3 separate regions of the Mus musculus genome follow, and regions 1 and 2 are each linked to region 3. The links are chromatin loops, found by intact Hi-C in ENCODE. Cell type or tissue: heart. All regions are shown on one strand. Region 1 has its middle 71 kb from the start of Perp. Region 2 has its middle 61 kb from the start of Tnfaip3. Region 3 overlaps Gm20139 (predicted gene, 20139).

The links. A loop is a pair of places that touch in the nucleus more often than their neighbours do. Peaks named below come from ENCODE experiments on the same cell type or tissue, not always from the same donor. Only the 100,000 strongest peaks of a DNase experiment are listed, where the experiment ranks them.
Region 1: it touches region 3 in a loop (7-fold over the local background); 24 of 42 quality-filtered maps call a loop at or near these places.
Region 2: it touches region 3 in a loop (9-fold over the local background); 27 of 42 quality-filtered maps call a loop at or near these places.

Annotation. Positions count from the first base shown.
Region 1 is chr10:18,912,340-18,920,339 of GRCm38, reverse strand. No RefSeq gene overlaps it. Among named protein-coding and RNA genes, the nearest start is that of Perp, 71 kb to the right of the region's middle. In heart, CTCF peaks have their summits at 2,953 and 3,153 (motif pointing left); no DNase peak of the experiment used is centred here.
Region 2 is chr10:18,950,295-18,958,294 of GRCm38, reverse strand. No RefSeq gene overlaps it. Among named protein-coding and RNA genes, the nearest start is that of Tnfaip3, 61 kb to the left of the region's middle. In heart, a CTCF peak has its summit at 4,433 (motif pointing left); no DNase peak of the experiment used is centred here.
Region 3 is chr10:19,182,231-19,190,230 of GRCm38, reverse strand. All of the region lies in intron 2 of Gm20139 (predicted gene, 20139), which reads right to left. Among named protein-coding and RNA genes, the nearest start is that of Gm20139, 44 kb to the right of the region's middle. In heart, a CTCF peak has its summit at 4,085 (motif pointing right); no DNase peak of the experiment used is centred here; H3K4me3 peaks cover 1,765 bases; H3K27ac peaks cover 1,213 bases; H3K27me3 peaks cover 1,332 bases.

The DNA.
Region 1 (8,000 bases), 270 kb after region 3:
CAGGGATAACAGGAAGGGATCAGCAAGGAAAAGCTGCCATGCAAGTCTGACAACCCGAGTTTGGATGCCTAGACTATCTGGGTATAAAAGCACATGCAGTGGCGTATGCCTGTAGTCACAGCAGTCACATGGCAAGAGACAAGGATGCCCTTATATTCATGGCAATCCTCTGTTCTTAACTTTGTCTGGAATTACAGGTGTATACCACCATGACCAGGCTGTCTCATCTTCACAGGGCTATTAGAGAAATCATACAATTGTGTTAGCAGATACATTTCTCAAATATGTTTTTATATTTAAGATTGGAAATTATTCTGTTCGTGGGAGTTAATCAGAAAATCCAAGCAAGAGAGAGGAGAGTAAATGAACAGGATATGATATGAATTTGGGTAGAGTAGAGAACTCAAATCTCATTAATGTCAGCAGCATGTCTTTGATTGTGACAAAGAACTGAGATATAAAGATTAAGACTATGTTGCCACTTCTAGTTCAAGAATACTCAGAAATCCAAATCTCTCCCCCCTCCCAAGATTTCTCAATTTTTAAAAATAACAATTGAATAAGATCCATACTGTTGACCTGTTAGATTATGATACCTGCCCTCTGGTACTAATCTCCCTTTATAACCTGATGACTTCCTTGTCTTGGGATGGGCTCCTCACCCTAGATCTCCATATGTGTCTTAGTATAATAAATTACAGGTAGACAATCTGTTATTCCCCATACTTATAGAGGCTAGAAAGTCCAATATATGTATGTCCCAGGCGACACAAATTTTCATGAGAGTCTGTCTCCTCATGTTTCTAGATAGCTGACTTCTTAGAAGGATATTGTCACACAATGGAGAAAAGGGAGAGTAAGCTAGCTCTCTCATAAGAGCAGTAGTCCCATTGCAGAGGTTCTGCCATCCTGACACACTTAAGTTCCAAAGGCAGTACATCCCAGTTCCTAACACCATCTTATTAGGACCGTGGTTCCACAATGTGAATTCAAAAAGGAAGAAACATAAACAGGTCGTCCATTGCACTATTCTACAATCCCACTACTCCTCAAAGGGTAGCCCCATTCCCACCTCTCCATCCCATCTTCCTAGCCCTTATCTCATCCCAAAAAAATATCATACATTCCTGTCTGAGGCAGAGTTTCTTGCAACCTCTATGACTTTTAAGTTGCATCAACCATGTTTTTGACATTATATTCCTTTCCTATGTCCATGCCCAACTCAACAGTAAGATGTGTAAGAGTTCATGTCCAGAGATAGAACATGATCAGAGTTTTAATCTGCTCTTCCACTCTGACTATAAATAGAATTCTGAGGTAGTAATTACACTCTTCTCAGTCTCATTATCTTCATCTGAAATGCAAATGATATATCTGCATAGAGATGTTGTATGCTTATATAACACGAGTAGAAATGTACAAAAAAATGTATCTGGTACCCAATAAAGCTTCAATCAGCATTAGTTGGTTTTCTCTATATAAATACTTTTATTACCTGTGTGCCTTAGCATATCATGTGCCACTTTCTGCTTAACACAATATTTATAATGATATATTTGGTTGCTTTTATTTCATATAGAGAACATTATCCTAGCCATAAGAAACACATTTTGTGAATGGCTTTAATACTTGCAAATCTCTACTGGATATTTGAGCATACATTTCTCTTTTGATTCAGAAAGAATTTTTCCCAAGAGAAGAAAAGCAAGAAAGCAGAGCCTTTATAATGTCTTTCATCCCTATAATTAGAGTCTTTCTAGAGCAGAGGTTCCAAAACAGGGAAGGTAGCAAATCTCCTGCCCAGGCAACACTTGTCAATGTCTAGAGATGCTTTTGGATGCCATAAACTAGGTAGGGGTGTATTATTGGCATCCAGCAAGTGGCAGCCAGAAGGCTACTAACTATGCTATAATGGAAAGAGTACACAAAGAATTATCCAATCCAAGATGTCGTTACTGTAGAGGTAGAAAGCCCTACTCAAAGAAGCCTCAATGCCCAAGCCTATCACCACTATGTGAGATCTGTCCCATCTTACACTCTCGAGACATACTAGTTAGTTAGGAAAGAGAGAGTAGTTGAAGAAGTTGAAGAATGGTCTTGGGTAGTGGTTGTGGTCCGTGGAGAGTCAGAGACAGATCCCGAGAATCCCTCTCAGGTCATGAGCTTCTTGGCTCAAAGCTCCTTCTCCTTTCCTCTTTATTACATGGATGCATCCCTGTTGGTGTGTGTCTTTCCTCTTTATTACATGGATGCATCCCTGTTGGTGTGTGTCTTTCCTCTTTATTACATGGATACATCACTGTTGGTATGTGTCTTTCCTCTTTATTACATGGATACATCCCTGTTGGTGTGTGTCTTTCCTCTTTATTACATGGATGCATCCCTGTTGGTGTGTGTCTTTCCTCTTTATTACATGGATGCATCCCTGTTGGTGTGTGTCTTTCCTCTTTATTACATGGATGCATCCCTGTTGGTGTGTGTCTTTCCTCTTTATTACATGGATGCATCCCTGTTGGTATGTGTCTGAATACTTTCTGCTGTCTTGAGTCACTTCCCTTACTTGCATGTCCAACCATGGAATCCAGTGTGCATGACCTCCTTGAAGAACACTGATTAAAATAAGTTTCAAATACAAATGGAGAATTCAGGTAACTCGAGCCTTAAAGAAAAGAAAACATGTTGAAAATGTAAACTCATTCTTGTAGTTTCCCAAGGAGACAGCTGCTTTTAGAAGAAGGTCAAGAGTCTATCTTGTACTCACTCACACATGTAGGCTGTGAATGCCTGTGGTTATAGCACCGTTTCCTCCCTCGGAACTTTCCTACATCAGCAGCCCGCCCGTTGTCGTTTGTGATGAACTGTCATCTAGTTGGATATGCTTCTTTTTTTTCTTTTTTCTTTTAGTTTCTTTTTAAATCTTCTCCCTCCCACGTTTCCTTCAGCTTACTTCTTTCCTTCTGTTTCTTACTTCTCTGTGTTATTCCTCATTTCATTCCAATTTTAGGAACAAGAAGAAAAATGTTCACTATGGGTGATGTCTACCTCTCTGTGTACACTTTGGAGGTGTGGGGGTGGTGTGCAGGGGCTGGAAGGTGGGGGGAGGGGAGTAGTGTTTCTTTTAAAAATCATATGCTGCCATCTGGTGGTCAATTTATATACTCAACCAAATAGCTGGGTTCAGACTGTTTCAAGTGTCTGACAGTGAACTGGGTCCTGCTTGACTATAGGCGAGCAATAATTGATATTGTCTCTCTTCATGGTTAAAGTCCCAGTGTTCAAAGCTACTCCTTCCCCTTAAGATTTTTATTTCTCTCAGGCAGATGGAATAGTTTGTTCCCAAATTGAATACAGAAAAATCTGAGCCTAAAACAAATCTTTGTTGTAAGTTCACAGCCTGTAAACTCTTCCATAGGATTTGTGGATTCCTGAATCTCCCTTTCAGCTCGCCCTGATTAATTTTAAATTTACTGGACTAGCAAAAGGGGGCATGGAACTGGCTGTTGGCAATGCTGGTGATTGGATGAACACTGTACCACTATACTATACCCCTAACCCTCAGAGAGAGATTTTAAAGGTAAAAGTAAAATATACTTGATATAATGGTACAGATACATATTTTTTCTATAGCAAGGAACTTTTCCCACAGAGAGAGAGAGAGAAAGACAGATAGAGACAGAGACAAAGAGGGGGAGAGAAAGACAGAGAGGGAGAAAGGAGGGAGAGGGAGGGAGGGAGGGAGGGAGGGAGGGAGGGAGGGAGGGAGGGAGGGAGAGAGGGAGGGAGAGAGACTATGAACAATGATACTACTCCCCAAAGCAACTCAGAGGACCTTGAAAACCATTTTTCATTCCACAACCCATCAGCAAATCCACTGTGTCTCTTAATCCTTTTTAAATCCTCCTCCATCCTGTCTTCCTTTTCCTCTTATTTGGTACAACCGTACACCAGGTTCTCCCTCTCCCTTTTTTTCATCCTCTCCCTCCAGAGACACTGTGTGTGTCTCTGCATTTTTATTTACCTGTCTGTCTGTCTCTGCCTCACCCCAGAAAGTAGATCCAGTTGTTCTAACAAGGGGCTAGAGACTGACTGGAGTGCGAGAAGTGGAGAGGAGATGCTGTCTCTGGAGATGGCATCAGATGGACAGGGCTTTCACTCAAGTGTAGCCTCTACTTCCTTTGCTTCGTTTTTAGTGTGAATTTACAGAATTGCTTTGATTGAAAACTGAATGGCAAATCCTCTAAGACGGTGGCTTTAGGTCATCCAAGAACAGGATGTTGTAGCCTAAAGGAGAATCTCAACAAAAAGCCCTGTGAAGAGTGAGCTATGGTGACCGAAATCCCTATGAACACTGAACTACAATGACTGAGGTCCCCACAGACAGTGAACTATAGTGACCAAGGCCCTTGTGAACAGTAAGCTATCGTGACTGAGGTCCCTATGAGCAGTGAACTATGGCAGCAGAGGGCCCTGTGAAGTGTGAGCTGTGATGACCGAGGTTCCTATGGTGACATAGTTCTCTGTGAATGTGAGCTATGAAGACCGAAGTCCTTATGGACAACAAGCTACAATGACTGAAGTCTTCATCGGTACCACTCTCTAGTTTCCCCTCAATGAAGTGTCATGTGCTGGAATCGGAGGCACCCGGAAAAGTGGCGTCCATCTTGTCACTGAAGTTATATTCAGGCTTGGGAATATTCAGGTTCAGAAACGGCACGTTCTGGCCTTGTTTCCATGATCACTGATGACTATGTTGGGAATATATGAGAAGGAACAGAAACAAGGCTGTCAAGCATCAGGGAGACCTGCCTAGAAGTCACCTCCATCATCAACCTTGAGTTCTAACCTCCTGGATCTTGCTGCTAGCCATCTCTTACAATTGAGTAGTTGGCCTGCAGAAAATTTCCAAATGAAGCCTACAACTAGACTAGACATAGTTGTGCAAAAAAAGAATTTACCTAACTAGGGTTGACTACTTACTATTTCCTAGAAAGATTTTACAAGGCTGGGGCTTGGTTGGCATCAGGGAACTTGGATTTCAGAACCTTTCATTTACAGAAATGAACTGTCTCTATGTGTCTAAACTCAGGTTTTTTTCTTTTGACTTAATTAAATTATTTACTCACTTTACATCCTGATTGCAACCCCTCCTTCATCTCTTCTCAGTCCCACCCTTACAAATCCCAACCCCCATCAGTCCCTCCCCTTCTCCTCAGAGAAGGGGAAGCCCCCTTGGTACCACCCTGTCCTGGGACATCTAGTCCCAGCAGAACTCAGCATATCCTCTCCTACTGAGGCCCAACCAAGCAGCCCAGTTAGAGGGAGGGGCAACGGCAGGCAACAAAGTCAGAGACTGCCCTCCCTCTCCAATGCTTAGGGAACACACATGAGCATGAAACAGCACATCTACTACAAATGCACAGCGGACCCAAGTCCAACCCCTGCATGCCTTTTGGTTGGTGATCAGTCTCTTTGAGCCCCCGCGGGCCCAAGTTAGTTGACTCTATAGGTCTTCTTATGGTGTCCTTGACTCCTTCGGCTCTCTCAATTCTATCCCTCACTCTTCCACATGACTTCCTGAGATCTGCCTGATGCTTGACTGTGGGTTTTTGCATCTGTTCTTATTACCTGCTGGATGAAGCATTTCAGGAAACAGTTATACTAAGTATCTGTCTGCAAGCATAGCAGACAGGGGTTGGCCCTCACATGGGATGGGTATCCAGTTGAAGCAGTCATTAGTTGACCATTCCCTCTGTGTCTGCTTCATCTTTATCCCTGTGCAACTTTAGGCCAGACAAATTTTGTGTGGAAGGTTTTGTGGGTGGTTTGATGTCCCCCTCCCTCTACTGGAATTCCTGCCTGATTACAGGAGATGGCCACTTCAGCCTTCATAGGCTCCTCTGGTAGAAATCTCAGTTAAGGTCACCCCCAAAGACACCCCGGAGTCTCTCCAGTCCCAGGTCTCCAGCTACTCCCTGAGATGCCCCCACCTGTTTCTATTTTCAGTCCCGGCCCTTTCCTCTCGGCACACCTCATCGCCACCCCTGTTCCCTTCCTCACTCCCTCTCTCATGCAGTTCCCTCTGTCACCCACCTCTGATGATTATTTGGTTACGCTTGAAAGTCACTGGAGGAGGCAAAATCTTCATGTTTGGCACTACGTTCTCCTCAGAATCTGAACTTTCACCACTCTTTTGTTCTCTGAGAACTTGCTGAAATTATTCAACAAGCCCAGATAATTCTTTTTGTTTCATCTTCTTCTGTCCCTGGGATATCCTTGACTGCAAAAAATACCTTAAGAGACTCCTGAAATGGAGGCCAGTCCTCATTATGGTACTTAGCAGCCCCTTTCTTCGATTCAGTTTTGTCTCCGGGGTCAAGTGGCTCACCACTCTTTCCTGCCTTGTCTACAAACTCAGAAATAGGAGATGCAGATGGAACAGATTCGTCTTTCTTCTTCTTTCACTTTCTGCATCTTCCAATATGTTACTTAATTTTACACTTTCATGTCTAGGATCTAAGGTATTCCTTACTAAGGTCCCAAGGCTAAAAGCATCTATGGAAATTTTCTTCAGGGCCATGTGTTGTATAGTACCCTTTTATCCCTTCTCCCTCTTTCTCCCATGTCTATAAACTTACTGTACCTTCCTCGGGGAACCAAGGACAGATTTCTCCTATAAAAATCAGAACCTGGGTAATTTGTCTCTGACTTATCTTTGCGCCTCTAGCTTTAAGCATATCCTTAAGCATATATACCAAAAGCGGTCTACCATTACCTTGCCCCATTCTTAGGGGTTTTCTCACCTCTGGCCCAGATTTTCCTCTGCATGCACTTCCTGTTCCTGCTGTGTCCTTCTCTGGATCCCCCTTACTGGAACCCGACATTGAGGCATCATCTGACCAAGTCAGCTCAGTCAGTCAACAGGGTCTCTATGGAGGGTGCAGGACTAAAAGGGAAAGAAGACAATTAGACAACACTGTAGCAGGACCCCAGCGAGTTCTGAGGCTGGAGTGGGTTTATTTTTTTCTCAGTTTGCCTTTATACCAATTCTAGGTCAAGGAACAGACAAGGCAATAAACAGGAATAGTCAAGGAACAAGCAAGGCAATAAACAAAATCTCATAAACACTGTTTCTAGGGGCTCATCGGGATGACCAAGATAAAAGAAATGCTACACACTCCTCCTTGGCTGAGCCTGTTCTGAACTTTGCACTAGCCCAAATGTAAATATTCTTAATCTGAACCTATTTCCTGAGTCTTGGCCCAAAGTCAAATTCCTGCCTGAGCCTTCTTCCATGACTTAACCCAATGGCAAACTCCTACCAAATTCCAACAATGTGGCCCCAAAAGCTCTCCACACATTTTGGTTGAAAGTCTGTTTTGTTTTGTTTTGTTTTGTTTTGTTTTGTTTTGTTTTGTTTTGTTTTTGTTTTTGTTTTTGTTTTATGCTTAACTTTTTTAAATTTATTTTTTAATTAGGTATTTTCTTCATTTACATTTCAAATGCTATCCCAAAAGTCCCCCAGACCCTCCCCCCAACTCCCCCACCCACCCACTTCCCACTTCTTGGCCCTGGCTTTCCCCTGTACTGGGGCATATAAAGTTTGCAAGACCAAGGGGCCTCTCTTCCCAGTGATGGCTGACTAGGCCATCTTCGGATACATATGCAGCTAGAGAAAGTCTGTTTTATTAGATATTAGAATGGCTTCTCCAGATTGCTTCTTGGGTCTGTTTGCTTAGAAAAAAAAAATTTCAGCCTTTTACCCTGAGGTAATATCTATAATTGTTGCTGAGTTGTGTTACTTGTGGCAGAATGCTGGATTCTATTTTCACATCCATTCTTTTAGGCTATGTCATTTATTAGGGAATTGAGTCCATTGATATTGATATAATGACCAATGATTGTTAATGTCTGTTATTTTGATGTTGGTGGTGTTCGTGTGTGTGTGTGTGTGTGTGTGTGTGTGTGTGTGTTTCCCTTATTTTGTTTTTGGTAGTATGAAA
Region 2 (8,000 bases), 230 kb after region 3:
TTTATACTAGTTTAAGTGGGATTGTTTTCCTTATTTATTTTATTGTACTTGGTAACACATTCATTGTTAATGTGTAAAAGCATGCCTAGCTTTTGCATATTGGTTTTTGTTTCCTGCAACTGTGTTGAATTCATTTATTCTAAGTATATTCGGTGACATGTTTAGGGTTTTCCATATCGAAGATGATGTCATTTGTAAGCAGAGACAATTTTACTCTTCCCTTCGCAATCTGTGTCTTGCCTAATGGTTCTAGCTAGGACTTCATTCCAGTACAGCACTGAATAAAAAAGAGAGTGAGTATGCTCATGTTGCTCCTAGTATTTTACAAGGAAGCACTTGTAACTTCGCATCCATAAACATGTCAGCTTTGATTTTGTCCTACAGACGATCTAACTGACTGAACTTGGACCAATGACTTTCCTGCATCTACAGAGATATTTGTGTTAGTTACCCTTCATTTTGTGCTGAGCCCTATGGTAAGTTTTGGTTTGTAGATGTTGAGCCATGTTTGCCTCCCCGGAACACCTTTTTCTGATGATGGAGTTTGATCTCATTTCTGGGCTGTTGAAACTGTTCTGCAGATATTTACTGAGGAGATGCCCATGTTTATCAGGGATAGTAATCTATCATTTCCTTTTCTTCAGAGACTTCATCTAGCTTTCATTTCATGGTAACATTGTCCTTGAAAAATCAGCTTGGAATTGTTCCCTCGATGACTTGAGAGCGTAAGGACTGGTATTAATTATCCTTTAAATGTTTGGTAGAATTTATATTTAGGTCTTAGACTCTTATCCATTAGGAAGTATTGGATCAATGATTTAATCTCTTTTGTCATTACTGATTTACTCACATAATTCTGTATGAACATGTGATATGTTTCTAGGGATTATTTATTCATCTCTCCTAGATTAACTATTTTGTTGATATAATTATTCTAGCAAACCTACAGCTATTTCAGGAGAAACACCATAGACAAGTAGCTTAACATGAAGGAAGCAAAGAAGAACCACTGCATTCTGGGGGCTGAAATACGGGGGAGGCCACTGAAAACATCAAGGGAAAATTAATTCACTGCACAAGAAAGATTCTGTAGAAGTCTTTGTAGGTTTTCTAGGAGAAATCTTTCGGGTCAGGAGATAGAAGGATGTGAGAAAGAAATTAGCGTACAACAACAATATTATGCCACATAGGACTGTCTTTTAAGAATGAAGAAAACGTATTGAACCAAACAAAATCAGTGGTATTTTACTATTATTAAACTCGTTAAGAGAAATCTAAAGGGAACCAGTCCTACATGTTGAAGTGAAAGAAACTGACAACAAGAAAACATATGAAGTTGATTGAAAAAAATTATAATCATGTACAAAAAAAAGCCCAAGAATATAATGGTGATAAGCAAATGACTTAAAGATAACTGAAAGCCCACTAAGGGCCTAAAGGGGCACAATATACAAATAAGTAAGTAAATGGCATTAACAATAAAACATGGGGACAGGAGAAGTTAAAGGACAGGGTTTTGTGCAAATTTATGTTGTTAACAACTTAAACTGTTATAAATCCAAACCCAAGTCCAGGGCTTTGGGTTGGCTCACCCCAATATCGATCTCATCTATGAACTGCCAAAGCTGCAGGATCTCCAGGAAACAGGCTAACAACAGAACATCCAAGAGGAGTCCAGGGGAGAGTCTGATAGTACTGATGGTGTAGTAGAAGCCAGAGATGTCGAACCAGACCAGTGACTCATTGCAATGAACATTTGCAAGTAAAGAAGTGTGGACAAAATGTGTACTGTGTGACACTGTGACACACTATAGCTTCCACAATGAGGCTTTTTTATGTTTTATTTATTTGTTTGCTTTTGTGGGGCTGGGGGAAGATATAAAAGGATGGGGAGACAACTGGGAGTAGGATTGGGGTACACGATGTAAAACTACTCACAAAGAATTGATAAAAAAAAAATTTAACAAGGGAGCTGCATCTCCAAGCACAGACTTTCCTTCCATATGAAAACAAGCACGTGGATCAGGGCTCATCCTAGAGCCTTTAATTTAGCATTTCACACGTTCACAGATTATCTGTATAACATTACTATCTCCAAGTAAGGTTCCAGCGAAGGAGCTGGACATCAGCACTTCAATGGACACCTTGTGTAAGAACACAACGCAGCCTATTGTTCGTGAGGAAGTGAACTTAGACCTCCGTTTTTTGTTTGTTTGTTTGTTTGTTTGTTTTGTTCCAATTTGTGTTATATGAATGTCTTAATTGGGCATTTTAACATCTTGTTTCAAAACTTAATAGGGCTTTTTATATAATCATTAATTATAACATCACCATATAGAAAGAGATCCCAGTCATGTGGCTTTGGGATCATGAGAATTCTGCTGAAGGCAGCTTGTTGACTTTTGACCTAATTAAGTTCTGTGCTGGTAGTGAAAGCATTTCCAGTTTTCTTTTAGTCTACCTCTCTAGTCCTCCATATCTTATATGGAGTTCTAAAATATTCCATGACTCCTTCTGTATTCATGACTTCTGGATTCTAGTAGTTATACATTAGATCACAAAAGTTTTCTTTTTTCTTTTCTTTTCTCTTTTATTCTCTTTCCTTTTCTCCTTTCTTTTGTTTTCTTTTCTTTCTTTCTTATTGGACAGAATCTTATTTAACTCTAGGCTGCCCTGGAACTGAACTTGCTATGTAACCAAAGATGACCTTGAATTTCTGATCCTCTTGTCTCTGCCTCACCACATTCAATTTATGGGATGCTGAGGTCAAAGTTGGGGATCGTTTGGCGCCAGACAAACATGTAACCCTGAACTATGCCCTCAGCCCTGGAACATAAAAATATTAAACAGCCTAAATACATTTCTTTCCCTTCACACACACACACACACACACACACACACACACACACCATTAATCTTTTTACAAATCTAAAAGAGAAAGATTTTTCTCTTCAAAATTTAAAAACAAAACTATGTAAGGTGCTATAATCTAACACTTATACAAGTAATAAAATTTTCATTGAAGAAACATGAGAGTCAAAATTTTAGGAATCAAAAGTCTTTAAGATCATCCTTCATTTTCAGGGATGAGAATTGCAACCCCCCAGATTTTTTTTTATTTGTTTGTTTGTTAGAAAAGTATGTGTGTGTGTGTGTGTGTGTGTGTGTGTGTGTGTGTGTGTGTGTGTGTGTTTGTGAACACTCATATTTATACTTATGCACACTGTGTGGTTGGAGGACAACTTGCAGGAGTCAGTTTTCTCCTGTCAAGTGGATTCTGGGGATTAAACTCAGGCCATCGGGTTTAGTGGCAAGCATCTTTATTTCTCTTGCTCAAGACTATTTATTTAGGCTCTCCCTACCCCAGAACCTGAAATATACCTGCTTCAAAAATCACCTTCAGAGAGGGCCTGAAAACATAGTTTAAGACTATCATCTGAAACATTTAGGCCATACCTCTAAACTCAAAAAAGTCTTTGGACTTTAGAGTCACAATTCAGTATACATTGCATGATGTCCTCAAGAGTGTGAGGGGCAGATTCTTTTTCTCCAGCACATTACTATCTATATAACAAAGGATGTGTGCATTTCTATGCCAGGTAATCTAAATGGAGAACTAGGCTTCAGATAGCAAATGGGTCAGATTTTATACTGTGAGTGTATAAAACAAACAACCAAACAAAATAAAAATGTATACCTTCCAGAGTCTTCAGTAGTCTTCACAATTTGAGAATTCAGATAAGTGATTGCTGGCTGCCCTTCCTATCTGAGACAGATTTCTACGCTTAGTTTGCAAAAGAACCAAATTTGATTGTTTGGAGTATGGCTAGGAACCGGAATTTTGGCAAATAAATCCGACAACTCTGATGCAAGTAGCAGGGAAACCCTTCAAGAAACAGTGCCCAGGCCACAGTATTGGGGCCTGGGAAGCAGATGGGAGCCTCTAGCAGGTTTTTTCTTGTTTTTTTTGTTTGTTTGTTTGGTTGGTTGGTTGCTTTTTGTTGTTGTTGTTTTTTTTTTTTTTTTTTTTTTTTGGGGCGTATGTCTCTTCCAATATGTTCTCTTAAGCACCAACTTGAACCTGAAGGCAAGTTTCACATAGTTATTCCAAATTTTAATTGGATATGAGTGTCCAAAAGGCATATACATACAAACAATCAGAGCAAAACAAAGAATAAGGAGGGGAGAATTGTTACTTTAACTTTATTCCTAACTGATGACACAGTATTCATTCACTACTGATTGTGTTCTGGGGGTCAGATACTGAGACCAGGAACTACACAATCACAGATTCTATACCAAGTTGCTTTACACTGACTAACACTCTTCTATTGCTAATTCCTCATTCCTTCTTTCCTACATTTGGTAGAGCCTGTGGGCACAGCAATAGAAGCATCTAGAACCTTTCAAAGCTATAGCTCCATCTACTGGACTATAAGAAAACTCACCAGTGACCCACCACTCATAGAAGAGCATTAGACTAATCCCCGTGATTGAGAAGGCTTTGGTATTAATTAGGTTAACACCCAGAAAAATGTTCCTAATATAGTTTGTGCTGCTGAAGATGAACTGACCTTTCTTACAGGAGGCTCCCCTTGCTCCTGGGCTCCTAAGACAAGCACAGAATAGAGCTCTGTTTCTGATCCTAGTGACAGGTAGTGTGCTAGGTAGGATAAATTAGAACAGCCAGAATCTCTTTCCTGGGTCTCCTGGACTTGGCCTTCTCCCTGTGTGTCCTGAAGCAGTTTGTTAGATCCCACTTACTATTTCCTCTGACTCCATTCTTTTCTCTGCAACTCTCAATGCCCACTACATTCACCCACTAAGGTTCAGATTCCAACCCCTTCTATGTGCCTGCTTTGTTAGGCTTACTTCTTTGATGAGTTTGCATATAGAGAGATCTGTTATCTCTGCACAAGCTGCCATATTGGGGTCTGCTGGGAGGCCCTTGATCTCTCTGTAGGCAGGTGTGCATCTCTGCAGAAGGGAGCAAGAACCAAAGGCAGATAGATCAGTACTCACAAGCAAGAACATAACATGCTATTTTTAGACATGCTGTCTTCTACAGAAATGGAGGATTTGAATAAGTAGAGGGCAAGAACAGGGTGAGGAGGGTAGAAAGAACATTTGTGAGTCTGGGAATGAATATGAGCCATGGAGAAGCCATGAAGGCACAGAGGTGGAATGGGGAACCCCCTTCCCAGTATCAGCTCTGCAAGAGCAGAAACTTCATCTGGGTTATTTCCCAGGTTATCCTCTGGGCTTGAACTGCAGGATCTGATGGCAAACACGCAGTATTTGACGGATGAGTGAGTGAATGAGGGAGAAGATATAGATGGGTGTTGTAGTAGTGTTACAATCTACCAAACAGCACCTTAAGAAGTACCTAGATGCCTGTATGTTTTAGACTGCTTTAGGAACATCCATGGTGCCTAGAGACCACCTAGGGGAGAATCTCTCAGAGTCTGCCTAAATGTGGAGTTTGGAGTGGAAGAGCCACAGAGGCCACGCAGAGGGTTCTTTCTGTGTCTGACCCCACAGGAATCCTCACAATCACTGCCTTCAGAATTTGGATTCAACTCCTTATTAACTAATGACCTGGAACAAATTTCCCTCCTCACATCCCTGGACACTTAACCTCTGTCTCTTCTATCAGGATTCGGGTTTTTCAGCATTCAGACTGGAGGAGGATCCTTTTCTCCGGGTATCTTCTCTCCTTCAGGCCACGGGTTCTAAGTTCCTGTATATGCAAACAGACCCATATTTTTATCTCCTGTCAGACCCCAGATCTGGACGCTTGCATGGAACCCTCTCATTCAACTCCTCACTCAAGTGCCTCCTTTCTTTGCATACCCTATTTCTTTCTCAGAACCTGTTTTTACTCTAATCATTGGTTATAAGATGATTAGATGCTGAACTTAGAGATCTTTTGCTGGCTAGTGCTTTCTCTCATCCCCCCCCCCCAAACCCATCATTCAGTCAAAATGACTCTACCTCAAAGATAAGTAACAACATCCGAGTGTTCATGCCTATCATCTTGACACTTGGTAGATCTAGGATATGAGATTGCTATGAGTTTGTGGCAAGCCTGGACTACGTGGTGAGATCCAGGCCAGCCTGAATTATACAGTGAGACATCAAATTCAGGTGTCTCATTACTCACATGCATTCATCTACCTTAGTCCTGTTCTTCTGTTCTCCCATCTCCCTCTCCCTCCCCCTCCCCCCCTCTCTCTCTCACACACACACACACACACACACACACACACACACATACACGCCCTTATAAACCTTTCACCACACCAAATCAGATAGTTACTTAACTGTTTTAACTTAGATAGATCATCATTGTTCTGCTTTTTCCCTAGTCAGTCTCCCCATTGCAGGAAAATGAATGTCCAGCTCTTTGTCACAGTGCTGAGGGATCTTCGTGTCTTCATTACCCGCAGACCTCATTTCTGATGCTCTTCAGCATTGTTCCATCTTATTTTGAACACTTTTTTCTCTTTCCCTGCAGTGCCTTCACAACTGAATACTTTCTTGTTCCGTCTTTGGTTACTCCATGGAGAGTTAGCTAACCATCTAAGAAACTCCCACAAGACTCTGTTGTCTACTTTGAAGAACTCTGAACAGTCTGTAGTAGTTTTAGTCATTGATTTGATGTTCTCTACTAGAATGAAAGTTTTGTACTGGTGAATCCTGAGCTTCTAGAAAACTGGTTATAGACAAAGCATTCTATAAAGGTTAGTTGAATGATAAAAGAGTCTCTATAAGCCTTGATTTTTTGTGATTTTATTTTGTTTTGTTTTGACACAAAGTTAAAAATAGAGCCCACTTCATAGTAAAGTTATACAGGTTTAATGATAAGATACTACGACCTCAAAAATACTACCAATATTATTATGACTATGATATGATATTTTCCCAACCCTTCAACAGCTCCAAGTATTGCTATAATACTAGTAGCACTCTATTGACTAATCCTTATGAAATGCTCAAAATTGAAGGAAACAAAGATCAGAGATAAAACAGCCCATCGAAGATTACGTGGTTAGCCCATACTTAGACTCGAATTCCAAGAATGAAAGGGTTTAAAATCGTAGTGATCTTAAGCAGTAATGAGACTACCAATGGCAGGAGTAAAGGTTTTGGACACAGGTTGTCCCAAGAAAGGGAACTTGTTTTGTGCTAAGAGAGAAGCTGGGTATCCAAGGAGAGGGCCTAATAATTTGTCCCAGGTCCAAAACCGTTATTCAGGTGAAAGGTCAGATGATGGGGATTTGAGCATTGAAAAAATATATATAATCTCTTATCTGTGTTCATCATAGCATACCTAGATGCCTGGAACAGTATGCAAATGCAGTTTTCTCTCTCTCTCTCTCTCTCTCTCTCTCTCTCTCTCTCTCTCTCTCTCTCTCTCCCTCTCCCTCTCCTCCCTCTCCCTCTCCCTCTCCCTCTCCCTCCCTCCCTCCCTCCCTCCCAGTAAGAGATGCTGCTTGCTTAATAAGCCTAAGCTACCATTGTTAACCAATTGCTTAACACATGACTCTATGACTTTTCTTTTCTTTTCTTTTCTTTTCTTTTCTTTTCTTTTCTTTTCTTTTCTTTTCTTTGACCCTTGCTCACAGCATCCTATATCCATTTTGGGGGCTTACTATGAAATTCTTGAGAATATAATTAATGTCAGGACCTCAAAGCAGACCTTTGCCAGCAGATATAAGAACAGGCAGTCTTGGGCATGATAAAAATTTTAGAAAACAGCTTTTTTCTCCCTTTATACCAACGTCTCTAAAACAGCTCAAAGTTTACACAAACCTTGTACAGCAGGCTCTATTCTGAATACTTTGAGACATGAACTAAAGTGTTCCTTGTGTAGATCCAATGAGATTAGTACTATTAGCTTCTCTAGTTTGAAGGGAGACATTAGATAAAATTATGTTGGGCTGCGATTGGCCCTGTAAATAAGCTGTGTAAAGTTGATGGAAAGGAAGGGAAGTCAT
Region 3 (8,000 bases):
TTGCTCTATGGATACAGGCGCTCTATTGTACTTGTCCTTAGGATTTTATTTCCTTTTTAAAAGAAGCAGTGGTGATATATTGCTTTGCCATGCTGAAAGGGACATTAAGAAGCAACCCCAGAACTCCAAATACATCAAGATTTCTTATTCCTTAATGGAATGATATTTTATAAACACAGAAAGAAAGAAAGAAAGAAAGAAAGAAAGAAAGAAAGAAAGAAAGAAAGAAAGGGAGGGAGGAAGAAAGAAAGAAAGAAAAGAAAAGAAGAAGAAAGGAAAAAAGGAAGAAATGAAGGCAGGAAGAAATGAAGGCAGGAAGGGAGGGAGGAAGGAAGGAAGGAAGGAAGGAAGGAAGGAGGTGTAGGAGCTAGAACATGAGCCTCAGGGCAGAATACAAGACACTTCTGTAAGCTGCACTGGTTCACACTTAGAAAAAGGTCCCTGTTTAGTTTGCAACATTTTGAACGAAATGTCATCAAACATCAGGGAACAAAGAAATGTGAATTTAAACCCAACTTTCAATGCTGCTTCTACCTGTTGTATGGCTGGTGATCCTGCCTTGCTGTTTTCCCAGTGAGAGGGTCACGTTCGGTGACTTTTTGAGGAGTCCTAACTTTCTTTCTCTGATTATAACATGGAAGACTGAACTCCTATTCTGCCACTGCATAATCATACCATTCAGATAATGTTTCATAACAAATTTTGTTTTTCTCATTTTTCCCCTTTGCAATCCAGCAAATCCGTCTCCTCTCAGGATTAGTGACCGTTTATAGTATCATACAAAACCAGTAATTTCCCCACTAACCTGGGAGTTTCCCAGGATTTTCTGCCAAGCATTATTTTGGCATCTAAAACTTTTTTTTTTTAAAGTTTTTCCATCATCAGCTTTACCGTCAACAAAACAATATTTCTTAAGTTAAGAAGGAAAGTACTAAATCAAGATAGCATTCAGACGGTCCATAAAGGAACAGTTGCTTCCTTCCACTGTAAACACCTAAGACCTGGGAGAGCGCTTGTGGCTAGGGTACCTGTGAAGGTAACAAACAAATGGAGTGGTTAGGAAGAAGCAGGGCCCACTCCATCAAGACAAAAAGGACCACAGAGAAATGTGGAAGGAGTGGGAGACTCAGGGAAGGCAGAGTGAGACCTTATAGAGTACATCAAAGAGTGTGTGGCCAAGTGTAATTGTACACGATGCCCACGTTATGAGAAGTGTGTGCCGGGGCTGTGGTACCACCTAGTGACATTTAGCAATGTCGGGGATGTTTCTTTGGTTGTCACAACCCTGAAAGATAGAGCTGTTGAGGAAGGCCAGGCATACTGATATGCAGACATATTTGTAAACAGGCATGTTGGTAAACAACCCTTTTCTTCATAGGGTAAAAAGCAGCTGTTTCTACCTCTGCATAGCTACAGAATTTGCATATTTTATTTTCCTATTTGCTGCTTTCTCTATAATACAATCATTCTAAAATACACAGGCCAGCCCCTGGAGTTAGAGTAAATTTGAGAATGCAGTGAAAACTAAAAAAAAAAGTGAGCGGATGTTTAAGGGGCTGGGAGCAGAGTTCAGCAGCAAAACACCTGTCTAGGTCACATGAAACGCTGGCTTCCGTCCCGGGGACAGTAAAAAAGAAACTCACACACCCCACCCAGGAACAAGGAAAGTAGAAAGAACAAAGAAAAATTGAGGCAGAAGAGGAGAGTAAGAGGCACAGTCTAAGCTGACATCTGCAGACCTCTCCCTCTGAAGAGCTCTGAAGCAGATACACAAGCGACGCAAATCCCAGGCAGGGCTGCTGCTGGGAAGCAGGGAGCCGGAGAGTCTCCGCTGTTCCTGACTGTGGGCAGATACACAAGCAACGCAAATCCCAGGCAGGGCTGCTGCTGGGAAGCAGGGAGCCTGAGAATCTCCGCTCTTCCTGACTGTGGACACCTGGTGGAAACCCAATGCTGCTGCTGCTGCTGCTGCTGCTGCTGCTGCTGCTGCTGCTGCTGCTGCTGCTGCTGCTGCGAGGGTGGATCAGGCTTCTCTGAAAGAGAAGGAAGAAGGCGAAGCACACAGTCCAGGCATAAAGCACAAAGCTTAGTCAGTTCCGTGTCCATGGATTCTACAAGCCACATTCCACCACCTGCACAGTGAGTTGTCCCAAGCTGATTGGAAGCAACAGGAAGAAGAGTGTGTACAAATACTAAGCCATTTTATAGCAGGAACATTAGCATCCACAGGGCTGCTGAAACAACCCCCAGGCTGGCCTCACAAGCCGGGATCTTTCTGCCTACTAAGTGTTGGTTTACAGCATGTCCCACCGCACTCCTCTAGAAACGTTAGCTGAGGAGAATTATGGTCAGAAAGGTTGAAAATGGTCGCTTCTGGCTGCATATGCAAATGAGATCAGACAGCCAGACCAGGTATCCTCCAGGAAAACTAAGAGAACTCACTGTGTTCTGTGTCTAGCATGTAAGGGTTGCCTAGCCATCTCCCAGATCCATATGGTGCCAGTTTTCTGCCAGTGCTCAGGACAAAAAATCCTGGGGTTTTTGTGTCCTGGACCACTCTTTTGCATAGCTCTCATGAATCTGTCATTAAATTTTGACGTACAGAATCTCATCATTTCTCAACCCCCTACCCCATTATAAATGCAGTGCAAGCCAACAGTGTCCCTAGCTTGACTGAATTTAGGTCTCCTATGGATCTCCTACCTTGCCTATTTGCCTATTTTCTATCTAAAAGGGCCAGCTGGAGTAACTCTTGTAAGAGCTGTGCAAAATTACAGGGTTCCTTGGTTTAAGACAGTAGTGACTCCTTGCACTTAAGACTAAAACCCAAAGTTATAGTATAGCTTAGTAGATTTGCTTGCCCAGCGTGCGTGCATGAAGCCCTGGGTGTAAGTCTTACTGCTGGAGGAGGAAGGGCAAGACAGCTTCCTCAAGAGGAGTTGCCCAACCTGTCCCTCTGTACTACCATGAACACTGTCTCAGACTACCATTCCAGACACAGCCTGGGTCCTTTGCACAAACTCCCTCTGACCCCCACATCTAGTATATTCCTATTCATGCCTACAAGATTAACTCTTCCACACACTTGGAGTCTCTGTTCAGATGCAGTTTTCCTAAGGCACACCTTGATCACCCCCCCCCCCCAAAAAAATGGTGACCTGCCCCTCCACACACCTTCCTTCCCTGCATGCTTCCACCTAACTACTTATTACCAGTTCCTACTGTTGTGGCTTTAGGGCTAAAGATTTTAATTTCATTGCTCATTTATGTATCTGAGCATCCAACAAGAAGAGTCTGTCTATCTATCTATCTATACACACACAAACACACACACACACACACACACACACACACACACACACACAAACACACAGAACCACAGAACCATGGCCATTCATTTCCCTTGAAATAAATCTCACAAGTATACATAGTTGCCTAATTAGTTAAATTGTATTTGCCACTAAGTGATTATTTTTTCCAGTGTAAACCCTTTAAACATAGAATTCTGTTAACTTTATTTAGGCATCAATTTCCTTTTGTGAATGAACTGAGCCTCTTTGATAATGGAAGTGGTGGGAATGCAATGTCCTTTTTCACTCAAAGACAAACCATCCAGACACTGGAGAACGTAGAAGCATCAGGCATCAAACACCCAGGAGCTGTTTTGTTTGGTGTAAAAGCTCCCCTCTGCACACGCTCTCAGAAAGCCCATGAAGCAATCAGAGATCTGAAGGATAAGAACAGAGTGTTCTTTGAAATCTCTCAGACGTGCAGACAGGCTCTTCTTCCCTCAAACCATCCTGAAGGGGAAGTGTGTCGGCTTGGACAGTCAGGAGCCGGTGTGGGAATTCCCCCCGTCCCTTTGGTCTCCCGTATTGAGGAGCTTCTTCCGGGTTAAAGATAGGTCATTGCCAGCCACAGTGTCTTTAACTAGATCTAGGCTGCTTGGGAAGGAGAACTTTAGAGAGCAGGTGAAATGAATCTTAGTTCTCCCCCACTCCCAAGATAGTTTTAAAACAAGTGGCATTAAAAGCTTAAACCCTGCAGTTTTACAGAATTACCAATAGATGGCAGCACACGACTCTGCTTCACCAATGAGTGACGTCACTCTTCCTTTTCACGACCACTGACAACACTCAGCTTCCTCAGCTGTTTGACGCGGGCAATTGAATCTTGGGTGGTTGTTTTGTTTTGTTTTCTCTCCACCTTTCTCTAGAATAAGCTTCTTATTGACCTCAAACCACAGTCAACAAATCAACCGTGCAACTGCGACCTGGAAGGAACGCCAGGGGAACTCAAAACAAAGTAAAACAAGCCACCTGGGCACTTTGCAGGGACATCAAAACTTCAGCAAGCTGATCGCTGGTAAACCACGCTGGAGGCCAGTGCTGTGCAGAGGGGCATGTTGAAAAGAGAAAAGAGCTAACGTTTTTGTGACTTACTTTATCAGGATTCCCAGTCTAAACCTGGAAAGGTTTAACTGGGACACCCTGGAGTGGAGGCTTCTGACCTGCCCTCGGAATTTCTCTCCAGTTCCAGGACTCCACTGCGAGTAGAAAAGTTTCAGTAGATAAGACTCCAATAGAGCAAAACTGTCTCCTCTATCCACGACACTGTATTTTAAAACAAAAAGCTCTGGCCAAGCTAGACATGGTATCATACACTTGAAATCCTGGCACTCAGGAGACTGAGGCAGGAGGATCGTGAATACTCAGTAAGGCCCTAACTCAAGATACTAAACCGAGAGAGAGAGAGAGAGAGAGAGAGAGAGAGAATATGACAAGAGATCCCAACTGATGAATAGATAAGGAGTCTTCATAATAAGGAGAAAAAAAAAAAAACCCAACCAATGAAACAAACAAACAAGCAAAACAAAACAAATAAAAACAACTGCTTTGGTGTTTTAAGATCCAGGCTGGCCTTGAAATCTCAGCACTATTTCCGTCTTAGTCTCCCAAGTGGTAGAATTACAGGAGGTGTGAGCCTCCATGAGTGACACCAGATATTTCTTAAGAGAAACCAAAACTTCTTAAACCTGGCTATTTGAGCTTCATAAACCACAGAGCACATGAAACGGAGCACAGTTTTGCTTGAGAACTCAACTCTGTAGGCCGTAGCAAGCATCATGGGATGGGGAGGGACTAGATCAGAGTACATCACAGTACACAGAGTCCTGACGGTAACATCTGCTGTGGGTTACGGTCAAAACAACTTGCTTAGCTCTGCCGTGGACGGCCTGTCTGCTTTTTGCTTCTACGTTATCTGTAGTTCAACATCAACAAGACCATAACCACCTAAAAGTGTCATTTAATGAGTAGACTGTGTAAAAGATCTGAATGGCATGAAGCAGAAACTGAGTAAAGGGTCCCATCAAAGACTGGAGAACAATGCGGGGAGGGGAACCAGACTTACTCATCTTTATAGTAACTCTCACATACCCAACAATACCCACAATCCTCAGCCCCCAAGGGCTAAAGCATGTTTATGGTGTCCTATGTCTTAAATTTTAGCTTAGAAGAATCTACTATCTGGTTAAACAAATAGATCTAGGGTTAAAATGTAAATGTCTTAAGGGACCCAGGAAGATAAAATAGAGAGAACAGCTGTCCAGGAACAGCCTCAGGTTACCATGAAGATTTTATAAGGAATATACTGTGATTTTATAAGCAGTGGACTGTGAGAGGTAGCCTGGTCCTCCCTTGAGCTAAAGGATTGGAAGCCCCAGAGACCTGAAGGGATGGTAGGAGCTTTGCCTGCTTGGGGCACCAGGCCCCTGTCACATAGACACAGCCCTCTCCCATAGATCTGTGGCCATCAGTCACATGAGGGCAAAGCCCCAAGCCCTTCCAGATTTTGATGAGACATCCACAACATTTCAGACCAACACAAGAGGAAAAGAGATCTCCATGCCAATGTGGTACCTAGAGGCCGGGGGGTGGGCGTTGCCAATAAGATTCCCTTCCCAGACAAGCCTCCCCCAAAAAAGGTATTTAATCTCAGGCCCACCCTGAGAAGTGGGGCATGGTTTTATGCATTCACTTTCCACAACGGCTATAAACAATTCAGAACTATGGACTGACTCTTTTCATCAAGATCTGCCGGAGGGAGCCATGGAGAAGGCCTTCACCTACAGAGCCACTGCCTAATCTCTCATAGAAGGCCTCTCTCTCTGCACTCCTAGAGCTCCCCTCCCTACCCTCACACCCCCCTAGACCCATCCCTTGAGGCCCCCCACTCTGTTCTCAGCTCTTCCACAACTCCCAGGGGTGCCTGGATGTCCAGGAGCCTGAGAACCCCACAGCCCTGGCCTCATTGTAGGCCCAGAGACCCCCAGACAGCTCCTGCTTCCCCACATTTCAGATAGTGCTTTCCTACCCAGGAGCAGTGCCTCCTGGGGCTTCCCTACAACCCAACACTCCTGTGAGATAAGCACAGTCAAGCTCCCTACATTCTGCCTCCCCAGCCTGCCCTGCCCTATGGCAGAGAGGACTAGGGACACACAAGCCTACAATATATCATTTGGAGAGTCTTGAGACAGGATGTCCCTGTATAGCCCAGACTGTCCTTAAACGTGCATCAATCCTCCCTCCCCAGATTCCCAAATTCAAGGATTTCAGGGTAAACAACCATGCCTGACTGCTATACAATGTTCTTAAAAGTTGATAAATAATGTTAATGAAGGGAGAAAAAAAATTGTGTCTAGAAAAACACACCCCTGCTGTGGACATGAAAGAACCTAGTGGGGAAACCCCCACTCTGTTCCCGATTCGGCGTGCACCCAAAAATCACGAACAGACCATCTTGATGTAATACAAGAGGTAGTTTAATAGCGGAGCTCCGGGTCGGAAACATATCTTACACAGGAGACAGTGGATTCGACCCCGAGGCTTGGAAGCTAGGGGTTTTTATAGAAAAGGGTTTAGGGCTGGAGGAGGAATTGGCGTGATTTCACATGGTTGGTCCATTTATACATCAGCAGACTGTACATGCAGATAACATTTAACTTAGGTCAGAAGGGCGGGAGATAGGGAGATGCTGGGCCAGCCCGAACATGTCATTCTCTTTATCTTTATGGCCTAGTAGCCTCAGGAATATCTTAACGAAGGGCCTGCCCGGGCATGTCCTGGCCTGTTCTGCTATGTTCTCAGCCCCAGGTTTCAAAGCTCACAAACAACTCTTTGGGCTATTTGACATAAATTACATGAATCACAGGTCTCAAGTTTTATTTTCTTTCATTCCCTTCTTCTTCTACTAAGTAATTCTAATCTTAGAAATTTAAAAGTCTATATCTCTATGTGGAGAATAGAAATCATACTCTTTTCCTATAAGAACAACAACAGAATAAGAAGGGATAGTAAACAGAACTAGGCAGGGACCCTTCTAACAGCAGTCAAACTGACTGGTACATGGTCTACAGCTTGAGTGTCTCCAAGGTTCTCTAGGTTGCAACATTCTGTTCTTTCTTAAGTAAAAGGAAGGATAACCCTATGGGGTCAATATGAAAATACTGGTCTTCGTAATGGCTCTAAAGTCTCCTCAGTAATATGTATTTTATTCACTGAACTATTATTTCAAGGATATCATTTAAACCAGTTTGTGAGTAAAATTAGCAGAAAACCAGAGTACATAGAGAGCATAGAAAATTTCGTGAGCTGTAGTGGCTGTTCCTGGTGGTCAACTTGACTATATCTGGACTGAACTACAATCCAGAATCGAAAGGCTCACCAGTGATCCTAATCTGGTGTCTGGGAGATACAAGTTTCTGACCTGGATCTTGGCATGGAGATCTTGCAGTATAGTGGCTATGAATTCCAGAAGATTAAAACAGGGAGATCTCTGAGTTCAAGGTCATCTGGGATTAAAGGTGTGGTGGCACACACCTTTAATCTGGGCTACACTTCTGCAGGAGACCTACATAAGGACATTGGAAGAAGGAAGATTTATTCTCTCTCTTCTTTGATTGCTTGCTTACCTTGTGGGACGGAGCAACTGCTAGATCC